Linked DNA regions of Homo sapiens: region 1 is linked to region 2. Evidence: chromatin loops called from intact Hi-C (ENCODE). Cell type or tissue: GM12878. All regions are shown on one strand. Links, peaks and the distances in the headings refer to the core of each region. The heading gives the core; the rest is flanking DNA. Region 1 has its middle 240 kb from the start of LINC02388. Region 2 has its middle 230 kb from the start of LRIG3-DT.

Region 1 (5,388 bases), core at 127-5,126, 610 kb before region 2:
GAGTGTCAAAGTATGTAATGAAGCTCCCTGTCTTCCGTAAAGAAGTATCCTGCTTAGTATATGTAAACACAACACCTTGATCTTTTTTGTTTTGGAAAATAAAAACAAAACAAAATATCCAAAATAAACCAGAGATTTCTTTAAAAAGAAACGCACGCAAATAAAAACAACAACAAAAGACACTTTGAGTTTGTACTCCTGATGGAAAAATCATTACTGTGGACAAAGTTATGAGAAGTCAAAGTATAGTTTGTTTTTAATAAGAGCTATCATTACATTCATGCTCAGGATGTGGCACTCAGAGTACTACGTATGTGTCACCACAGCTAAGATAGGTACTGTTACTCCAGGTAAGTAGAGTTCCCCCAAAATTCATGCCTACCTGGTACCTCAGAATGTGACCTTATTTGGAAGTAGGGTCTTTGCAGGTGTAATCCAGTTAAGATGAGGTCATACTGGATTAGGGTGGACCCTAATCCAAGGATAAATGTCCTTCTAAGAAGAAGGTAGTGGGATACAGACACAGAGAGAAAACATCACGTGAAGACAGAGACATAGAAGAGAAGGCCATGTGATGGTGAAGGCGGAGATGGGAGTGATGCATCTGCAGGTTAAGGAAGGCCAAGAATTGCTGGCATTTCCAGAAGCTAGAGGAGGCCAGGAAGGATCCTCTCCCAGAGGCTTTAGAGAGAGCATGACCCTGAGAACACCTTCGTTTTAGACTTCTGGCTTCCGGAACTGTGACAGAATAAATTTCTATTGTTATAAGTCACTGGGTATGTGGTAATTGGTTATGGTAGCCCCGAAGAAGTAACATACAGATGAAGAATCTGTGCTTCTGATGGTCTTGCTGAAGCTCCTTGTGCAGGGGACGTGGTGAGCTGGCTACACACACAGCCTTCCACCTCGGCAGGGAAACTGCACAGTGAGGAGCACAGGGGCAGTCACAGCCAGTTCCTGGGCTCATAATCGACGACATTGGTCTTGTCCATTTGGACAGATCCACAGGATTCTAGAGAGAGGTTAAGAATGAAAGTGTAATGGTGATCATAAACCGCAGGAACAAAATGTATATACCTATTTATTTTTATTCTCACTTCATCCTAAAAAGGATTTAAAGTTCCTTTCATAGATGAAAATAATAGGACAAAATAAAATAAATTTAAACATAAGAAAGATGAAACAAAGGGAAGAAAAACAATGGTGGAATGCAGCAGTAATAAACCTACATGACGTCACAGCCCTTCCTTCACCTCCCCAGCCCCAGCTAAGAAGATGGACCCTCATGGTATGGGCAAGAAATTTCAGGATGAGATAATGCCAAGTCTGATTTTTCTCCAATTTGTGTAAATTCAACGGAAATTTCAGGCTGCTGCTTCGAGTAGAAATAAGCTCTAATTATCCTTTTGATTTTCATATCATTTTCAATAAGTCAGCAGTGCTATTGCGGTCAATCAACCGGAAATCAGGGAAAGAAATCTCACATTTTCTGTGCCTTCCTTATTGTTTTAAGCGTGCTTCTGAAATGCTTTAAAATCATTGTCTTCAGAGTGTTTGTTAGTGCAGAGAAAAAAGGAGAGGATCTGGAATGGTTAAGCATACTGTTGTCTGTGATTTATCAAACCACACACGCAGACTTACTATTGAAGGAGAGACAATACCATCTAAACCAGCATGGGAGTTATTGTTTGATTTGATACTGAGCTTTTCTGTGTTTATTGGTCATCTTTGGTCTCATGAAAAATTTATTCTATGTCTAAGGGAGCTCCAATATAAATAAACACTAGAAATACATTTGTAGGAGGCTGTTCTCTAGAATAACTCAGTATTGCTCTCTGCATGGGGCATCACCTGCTGAATAAACCCAAAACCATCATCTGGGGAGTCGCTCTAGGTAAACTTCCTTGAGGTAAGCTGTGCTGTAGAGATAGGAACCTCTAATCATGTTTCAAATACTAAACATACCAGTGTGCTTTTCTTTTAAAAAGAGGAATCCTATTCACTTGACTTTATTTGTTTTTGAAAAAAAAAATGAACCCTTTATTTGGAGAATATTTTAGAAATTTAGGGCAAGGAAAATATTCTGCTCCTAGATGAGTGCTTTTGCTTGTATGATCCTGCACTGACAGTGAACAATACAGTAGATGAATTACTGATTTATTTATTTAAAAGCGAATGCACTGGATTTAAAAACAGCTTGCCTACAACAAAGAAATATGCCCCTTAAGGTTATTTAGTCCATTTATTGCTGATACTAATTAAACAATGACCTAGGCTTTTCACAGAGTGATTACTCTTAATGAAAAATTAACTATGGTCTCCTAATAAAGATAGCACACAAAACAAGTTGTACAGAGTGGTGTGACCTGACCTAGGATATCGCGTGTAAGTGCGACAGCTCCTGTAGATGGCAGTGGAGCACTTCCGCAAATGCTTTGGCCTGGCGTTCTGGGCCTGGGGTTGAGGGATGCAAAGGATAAAAGCTGCAGCAAGAGCAGGCGTGCCCTCCAGCCAGCAAGTTAACTAAGCTGCTGGTTCACTACTGCACTTCATAGTTGCCCTCTAAATGATTTTTTTCTGAACTCAGCAAAAGTACAAAGTGTTCCTGCCTGCACCCCAAATTGTCCTTTTAGTGAGGTAGGTTTTTATGTTTTATGCTTTCTATTTTTTGAATTTCAGAGTTATTTTGGAGATCTGACCTAAACATTCCTCTTCTTGAATTGCAAAAGCAATTAGCTTAGCTGCTCACACTCTTAAAGAGAGAATAAAAATCTCCTAAATGGAGACAATCGTAAACTACATCTGTCATACAAGTCAATGCAGCACAATCCAAAATAAAGATCTGTCAGCATAAACTATAACCAGATTTCATAGTCCTTAACTTTTTCTCTTGCTTGGATTGTTTTCCTTCTTTCCTTTTCTCTTAAGCCTTTTATTAAAAACTGTCCTCCGCTATGCTCACAGGAGCTACATGACTGAAATTGGAAAAGCAATCTAGCAATCACAGATTTAGGTAATTTTTAATGAAATTAAGATATTATATCGATTATTTTTGTCATTGTTTTGGCCTTTGAAGCTCAATCAGCGTTATATTCTATTATAGAGGAATGGTTGTTCTGAAAGAATTTGTGGAGTTGTGCCTGTCATTTCAGGATGAATTTCCTCGCTCAGCTCCCCCAAATTTCCCATTCTTTCAGCAGCAAGAGGGAACACTGCATGCACAGTGTTAACTTCACACATTCCTGACATACTTGCTACATTAACAGAGCTATGTTCCAGGGAATTGAAATATCTATTGTAACTGTAGGAAGGGCTTTCTTCCCATAACTTTTACCTTGTACCCAGAAAATGTATGTCAAGAATCAAGAAATGGCAAGTTTAGATATGGATGATGCATAGGAATCTGTTGTTGATATAGTTGGTATGGAAATTGTATAGGCAGAATTCTGCACACAGTAGGAATCATTTTGTTGAATAAATGAAAGCTAAAATGGAAGTAAAAATTAGAATAAACCCAGGGCAGAAGAAACAGTGACTAGTTTTCTGAAAGCTCAGGAAAATATCAAAAATATTTGAAAAAAAATGGAAATTTAAACCTTAGGAGGCCAAAAAGGTCCTGGGCTTATGCTCTTAGGTATAGGAAGAGGGCTAAAGAGGTGAGCAAAGAACATGAGAAGATATTGGCAAGTGCTATGGCTCATGCCTGTAATCCTAGTGACTCAGGAGACTGAGGCTGGAGGATCACTTGAGACCAGGAGTTTGAGACCACCCTGGACAGCATAGTGAGACCCCACCTCTAAAATAATAATAATAATAATAACAATAATAATAATAATAATAATAATAATAATAAAAGTAGCCATGTGTGGCTGATTCCTGTAATTCCAGACACTGGCCTCTAGCCTGGACAAAGAATGTGATTCTCTCACAAAAAGAAAAAAAAAAAAGATATGTTTGAAAAGATGAAGGGAAGGGCATGTCAATATGCATCAGAGGAGATTAGCAAAGAGCTAATGACCTGGTGCTACACTGAGTGGTTAAAAGAAGATTAGGGAAGGGAATCTGGAAATTATGGAAGACAGGATGCAATTACACAACCAAAAATGAGGCCCAGAGGAGAGAAGGATCAAGAGATACAAGGGTGGGGAATGGTGTGTAACTTCATCAATTAGGTATCATAGCAGGTCTTCTATCGTAAAGCCAATGCTTTCTTTTCAAGACTTCAGATGAAGGTGCATTTGTGTGGAGTAAGGGCTCATAAAAGGGAATAGTGCATTCTTTATTTTATGATAAAGAAACAAAAACCAAAACGAAATCATCCTCAATTGCTCTGATGTTCTAAAATAGATGATACTTTCTGTAAGCCAAAGGCCTGATTAAATTTGTACCAGTTTAGAATTGCTGACCAATAGGAAGCCAATTAAAAATTGCCAGGACCTCCCCCAAACCAGGTACAAGATTAAATTTCTTGTCTTCTTTGATCATTTTGTTGGTCATTGATGATGAAAACATTACTAATGTTGGTCATTGTCCTTATTGGTCATTGATGGTGAAAACATGAACCCAGTAGAAAGCAAGAGCCCTCAGTAACAGGTACATGACAATTGGACATAGCCCATTTAATGCTACCATTTTGAAGGGTACAGCTTTTGATGCCATGACAGTTTTATATAGTATTTTTTAGACACTCCTTAACATTAAAAATTTTAAACTACTAAATATTGAGGTCACTTGGCATTCTAACCCCAACTGACCATCTCACTCAATATTTACCTAAGGCCCAAAGACAAGATGAGGCCTCAGAATGGAGTAAGCCTCAGGCATTGGGTAGACCCGTTATGGAGTGAGAGGTAGGGCAAAGAGGGAGTTAGAAGTAGGGTGGGAGAAAGAATTGATTGATGAAGGGGTGGCCTGACCCTCCACACCTGTGGGCTTTTCTCATCGGGTGGGATGAGAGACTGAGAAAAGAAAGAGACACAAGAGACAAAGTGTAGAGAAAGAAAAGTGGGCCCAGGGGACCGCGCTCAGCATACGGAGGACTCGGGCCAGCACCGGTCTCTGAGTTCCCTCAGTATTTATTGATCATTATCTCTACCATCTCGGAGAAGGGGATGTGGCAGGACAATAGGGTAATAGTGGGGAGAGGGTCAGTAGGAAAACATGTGAACAAATGTCTCTGTATCATAAACAAGGTTAGAAAATGTGCTGTGCTTTGATGTGCACATACATAAACATATCTGGTGCATTAAAGAGCAGTATTGCTGCCAGCATGTTTCACCTCCAGCCTTAAGGCAGTTTTCTCCTATCTCAGTAGATGGAACATACAATCGGGTTTTACACCGAGACATTCCATTGCTCAGGGACAGGCAGGAGACAGATGCCTTCCTC
Region 2 (5,388 bases), core at 298-5,297:
CTGCTATAAAGACACATGCACACATATGTTTATTGCGGCACTATTCACAATAGCAAAGACTTGGAACCAACCCAAATGTCCAATAATGATAGACTGGATTAAGAAAATGTGTCACATATACACCATGGAATACTATGCAGCCATAAAAACTGATGAGTTCATGTTCTTTGTAGGGACATGGATGAAATTGGAAATCATCATTCTCAGTAAACTATCGCAAGAACAAAAAACCAAACACCGCATATTCTCACTCATATGTGGGAATTGAACAATGAGAATACATGGACACAGGAAGAAGAACATCACACTCTGGGGACTGTTGTGGGGTGGGGGGAGGGGGAGGGATAGCATTGGGAGATATACCTAATGCTAGATGACGAGTTAGTGGGTGCAGCACACCAGCATGGCACATGTATACTTACGTAACTAACCTGCACATTGTGCACCTGTACCCTAAAACTTAAAGTATCAAAAAAAAAAAAAGATTATTACTTCCAAAAAAAAAAAAAAAAGAATTCATTTCAGTTTTTTTCATATATTACTACTGGGCTAAGTTTGTTTCTTTCTGGCTTTTTCCTAAAGCAGGATTTCAATTGTACTGATGCCATCATAATTCACAGGAGAGAAATTCTTCAACTTTCTCTGGAGTCAGACTATATGTAATGAAGTTGTTCCCGAGGTGATTAGTCATTACATATTCAAGTTATGATATGCTTTGGTTGTGTCCCCTCTCACATCTCATCTTGAATTTTAGTTTCCATAATCCCCACATGTCATGGGAGGAACCCAGTGGGAGGTAATTTAATCACAGGGGTGGTGACCCTCATGCTGTTTTTGTGATAGTGAGTGAGTTCTCATGAGATCTGATGGTTAAGTGCTTTTCCCCCTTTGCTCACCACTTCTCCTTGGTTGCCATTTGAAGAAGGACGTGTTTGCTTCTCCTTCCACCATGATTGTAAGTTTTCTGAGGCTTCTAGAGCCATGCGGAACTGTGAGTCAATTAAACCTCTTTCCTTTATAAATTACCCAGTCTCAGATATGTCTTTATTGGCAGCATGAGAACGGACTAATACAAGATATAACAACAACAACAATAATAGTAATGTCAAGGTGTTTATGCATATAATCAGTTGCAGCCACATCACATCAAAAGTAATAATGACAACTATTCAGTTAAAAAAAAAAGAAAGAAAGTTCTGAGGAGAAATGAAAAAGTGCCAGTGTTTCAATGGAACTCTTGGAAACTTTGTCTTCTAATTGATTTATTTTTTAATTTGTTGGGGAGGAAAAAAAATACATTTTCCTTCTAACCCATCATAGGTTCATTGGCTGGGGCCCCTATAACAAAAGACAGATTAACAAGAGAAAAGCATACACATTTATTTAATATTATTTTTTACATGACACAGGAGCCTTCATAAAGAAGTGAAGACTGAAAAAAACAATTAAACCTGAGTGTTTTTAAATAGATTTGAGGAAGTGTTTTAAATAGGTTTGAGGAAGAATAGAGAATCATGGAAAAGCATAAGGCAAAAAAAAAGAGCAGGAAGAAAGAAAGAAAAAAGGAAGGAAAGAAGGAAGGAAGGAAAGAAGGAAGAAAGAGTATGAGTTAAGGGTAATAAACCAGGGGAACTTGGGCCTTTTTGTTCAGATTCCTCTTGGTGTCCCTGTGATCTGTGTCTTTGGAGGTAAGGATGCTCCTTTCCTCTAGGTATTGAGAAGCCACCTCTCACATGAAGCCCTATGACCTTCTCTAGGGGAGAAGTGAAGGAGAAGTCAGAGATATCTTCCTGCATATCTATTTCACAAATTCCTTCAACTTAAAATATTCCATATGTCAAGGTGCCACATTTTAGGATAGCACATCTTGAACTCTGTCAAGTTCTATTTGTTTTTTTTAATGTGATGGAGTTTTTGGTGTGTGTATGTGTTTAGTGCTGGGTGAGAAAAATATCTTATATCCTAAAATACTAGTTGTAATTATGCACAAATAGTCATCAACTCAGAATTTTATAGAGAAAATATAAATCTTAACCATCATTTAGCCCAATAGTTATAATAATGACAGACCATCAGAATTATCTAGAATTGCATGTGTGTATAATATGATCTTAAATTGTATCATATGTATATGTATGTATAGATGTTGCTGAGTTTCATTCCTGGAGAGTCAGTGCTAATTCACAAGGTATGGAGAATGACAATGCAAGGTTTCCTCTATGAGCAGCCAGGTTGGGAAACCATTTACGTTACAAGTTCTGTAACTTTGCATGAGGCAACTGAAGCCTGTGTAGATTGACCAACCTACCACTTATCATACAGCCATCAGATACTATAGTCAGTAATAAACCCAGGCTTTCTGACTCTTGACTTTTCCCCATAACCGAGGTTTCTTCTTCAAGATGTTTATGAGACATTGCTAATCCCTTGACTATGACTTTGAATGTCTAACACTTCACTGATACTCAGCTCTTGTTTTTTGTCTAATAAATAATTATTTATGCTGTTGATTCACTACTTATCCTTTAAAAGTAACATGATATTGCATTTGCCCATAAAAATAAAATTGTTAACACTTGCTCCCTTTCATTGGAAATGATTTTCACATTTTATTGTTTCTATTTGTTAACACTTATCTTCTAACTTATGGTTTTTCACTTCAAAGTTAAATTATTTAAATCTAGAAAAAATTGTTTATTAAATTCACTTGTTTAACAATTTCAGAAAAGTCAGCCAATGAATTGTTTATTGAGAGGGTTGTTCCCTCCCTCCCTTCCTTGCTTTCTTCCTTCCTTTCTTCCTTCCTTCCTTCCTTTCTTCCCTCCCTCTTATAATCCCCAGAGGAAATGGCAGATGCGAATGGCTGAAATGTAATGTAATTGACTTGTCTCCCTAGTTTGTGTATTACTGCCCTCTGTTGGATACAATTAGGTCTACTCTAATATGTTAGACTGTCTTGCCCCCTAGTGGTTTGTGCAGAAGACAGTAATGAGGACATTGGAAAACACTGTGTGAAGGATCAGCTAATTATTTATTTACTTTTAGATAAGTACAATTTGACAAAAACCTGATTTTATAATAACTGATTTAACATGTAACAACTCACCTTGCTTGTGTCTCAAATTTCATTTATGAACAAATCAATAGACTAATTACTAAGTTAGAGAAATATGTTGCTATATAAGAAATATAAAATTTATGGTAACTTTTAATGCACAACTCAATTTATCACTTCATTAATTGGAGACTTCTAATGGGCCATTTTCTGAAAATTGAATTTATTTCTTCTTCTTCTTCTTTCAGAGACAGGTCTCTCTGTTGCCTGGGTTGGAGTGCAGTGGCCTCAAGTTCCTAGCCACAAGCGAACCTCCTGTATCAGCTTCCTTTGTAGCTGGGACTACAGGTGTGCATCATCACACCAGGCTAATTTTTAAATTTGTTTTTGGAAAGACAGGTCCTGTTTAATTTCCCAGCTGGTCTCGAACTACTGGCTTCAAGAGATCCTTTTACCTCAGCCTCCCAAAAGTCTGGGATTACAGGTGTGAGCCACTGAGTCCAGCCTGAAAATGGAATTTCCTGAACTGGAATGAGTTTTATTCACTATGCCTGAGATTCTGCAAACTGAAGCAGAGACATGCAGCAGAGAATTTTTTTTTTTTGAGGCAGGGTCTCACTGTGTCACCCAGAGTGGAGTGCAGTGGCATGATCTTGGCTTACCACAACCTCCACCTCCCAGGCTCAAGCAATTCTCCTGCCTCAGCTTCCCGGGTAGCTGGGATTACAGGCATGCACCACTACCACCCGGCTAATTTTTTTTGTATTTTTAGTAGAGACATGGTTTCACCATGTTGGCCAGGCTGGTCTTGAACTTCTGACTTCAAATGACCCACTTGTCTTGGCCTTCCAAAGTGCTGGGATTACAGGTGTGAGCCACTGCACCTGGCATGAATTTAAATTAGAAAAATAGAGACACTTTAAGCAAAATTTTTTGACAAAATATGAAAAATAAATTGGCTATAGTAAATTTACTACTATTTCAAAATAAAACATAATCAGCATAATCACCCATTCAATTAATTCATTAGAAATTAACAAACCTAACTTGTGCAACTCTCAGATGAATAAGAAGTAAAAAAGCTCTTGGTTTCTTGTAGCTTACATTCCTTAGATTTGTAGATCCTGTTGGGTTGAGTCATTTCTAAGAATAGATTAATTTTTCCCCCTTTCTCCTATCACTCCAAACTTACTCCTCTCATGGCTCTTATGAATTCAGTTTTTTTTCTTGTTTATCATCCCAGTAATCCATATCTGTATGTCCTAGGTTATAGTACCTGAACCAAGGTGAGCTTTTAATGAATCTTTGTTTTCAGTACCCCCTGTCTCCTTATAACCCTTAACTCTTCTCTTGCCCCCTCTGGTATTCAAGAAACCCTGAGACTTTACCATGAAAACCTCCTCCACTGAAAGGTCAATCAGCCCTCTATTGCCTTAAAATGAAGTCTTTGCCCAGAAAGTAACAATGCATTTGCCCAGAAGTACAAACATATTAAGCTTTATCTTGAGCTTAAAATCAAATATATATTTAATTCATCTTCCTCTTCCAGGCTCCCCCCTCCCCCGCCACACACATGTATACATAGACAAAGGATAGACTCTGGAGGACAAAGGGCAGGAATTTATAGCACAGTAGGTCTTCTCACTCCATAAACCGTATGCCTTAAAACAGCAAATCTACCTCATCTTTTTTTTTTTTGCTTCCTTTATTCATCCTTTTTGTTCTTCTTAAACTAAAGAACTTGCCCTTCTCTCTCAGTGACAGCAGGGATGACACTTAGTCAGGTATGGCTGTATTGGTTGTGAAGAGCTGGTATCTGTCCGAATTGATTGCTACATCTGTCCTGATGAGCTGGTGCTTATTACAGATTCCGAAGATTACCATAGGACAGCAGGCAGTTTGCATTTGTCCACACCAGAGTTTTGCGTGTGCTATTCCCTTTTTCTAGAATCACTTACTTCTGTCTCTTCTAATCCTGAATTCTCAGTCATATTCTAGTAGTCTACTTATATGTTATTTGGTGACCCTGAAAAATTCCAGGATAGAGTTGATGACAACCTCATTTGAGTCCATTCTGTACTTTGTGAAAACCCTATTAAGGTACCTTATCATTGTTCAGCATATTCCAGAACACTGGGAAACTTCAGCTATGAACACTGTTTCTTTTTTTTTTAACTTAAAACTAACATTAAGTTATTAAACTTGCCTTGTATTTTAAAATTTGTTCATTTTCACCCTTTTGGGGGATCATTTCTTAGATGTTATGGATTCTGACTAGGTCTTTTTGAATTTTGTTCTATCTTTCTATAAATCTGAGATTTTTTTAACTTTTA

Evidence for each region. Hi-C counts contacts between places; a loop is a spot of excess contacts. Peaks named below come from ENCODE experiments on the same cell type or tissue, not always from the same donor. Only the 100,000 strongest peaks of a DNase experiment are listed, where the experiment ranks them.
Region 1: it touches region 2 in a loop (8-fold over the local background); 63 of 110 quality-filtered maps call a loop at or near these places.

Annotation. Positions count from the first base shown.
Region 1 is chr12:58,538,263-58,543,650 of GRCh38, forward strand. No RefSeq gene overlaps it. Among named protein-coding and RNA genes, the nearest start is that of LINC02388, 240 kb to the right of the region's middle. RefSeq lists enhancers at 2,284-2,578, 2,308-2,477. In GM12878, for the core only: a CTCF peak has its summit at 2,413 (motif pointing right); a DNase peak (open chromatin) is centred at 2,439.
Region 2 is chr12:59,147,275-59,152,662 of GRCh38, forward strand. No RefSeq gene overlaps it. Among named protein-coding and RNA genes, the nearest start is that of LRIG3-DT, 230 kb to the left of the region's middle. In GM12878, for the core only: a CTCF peak has its summit at 2,941 (motif pointing left); a DNase peak (open chromatin) is centred at 2,937.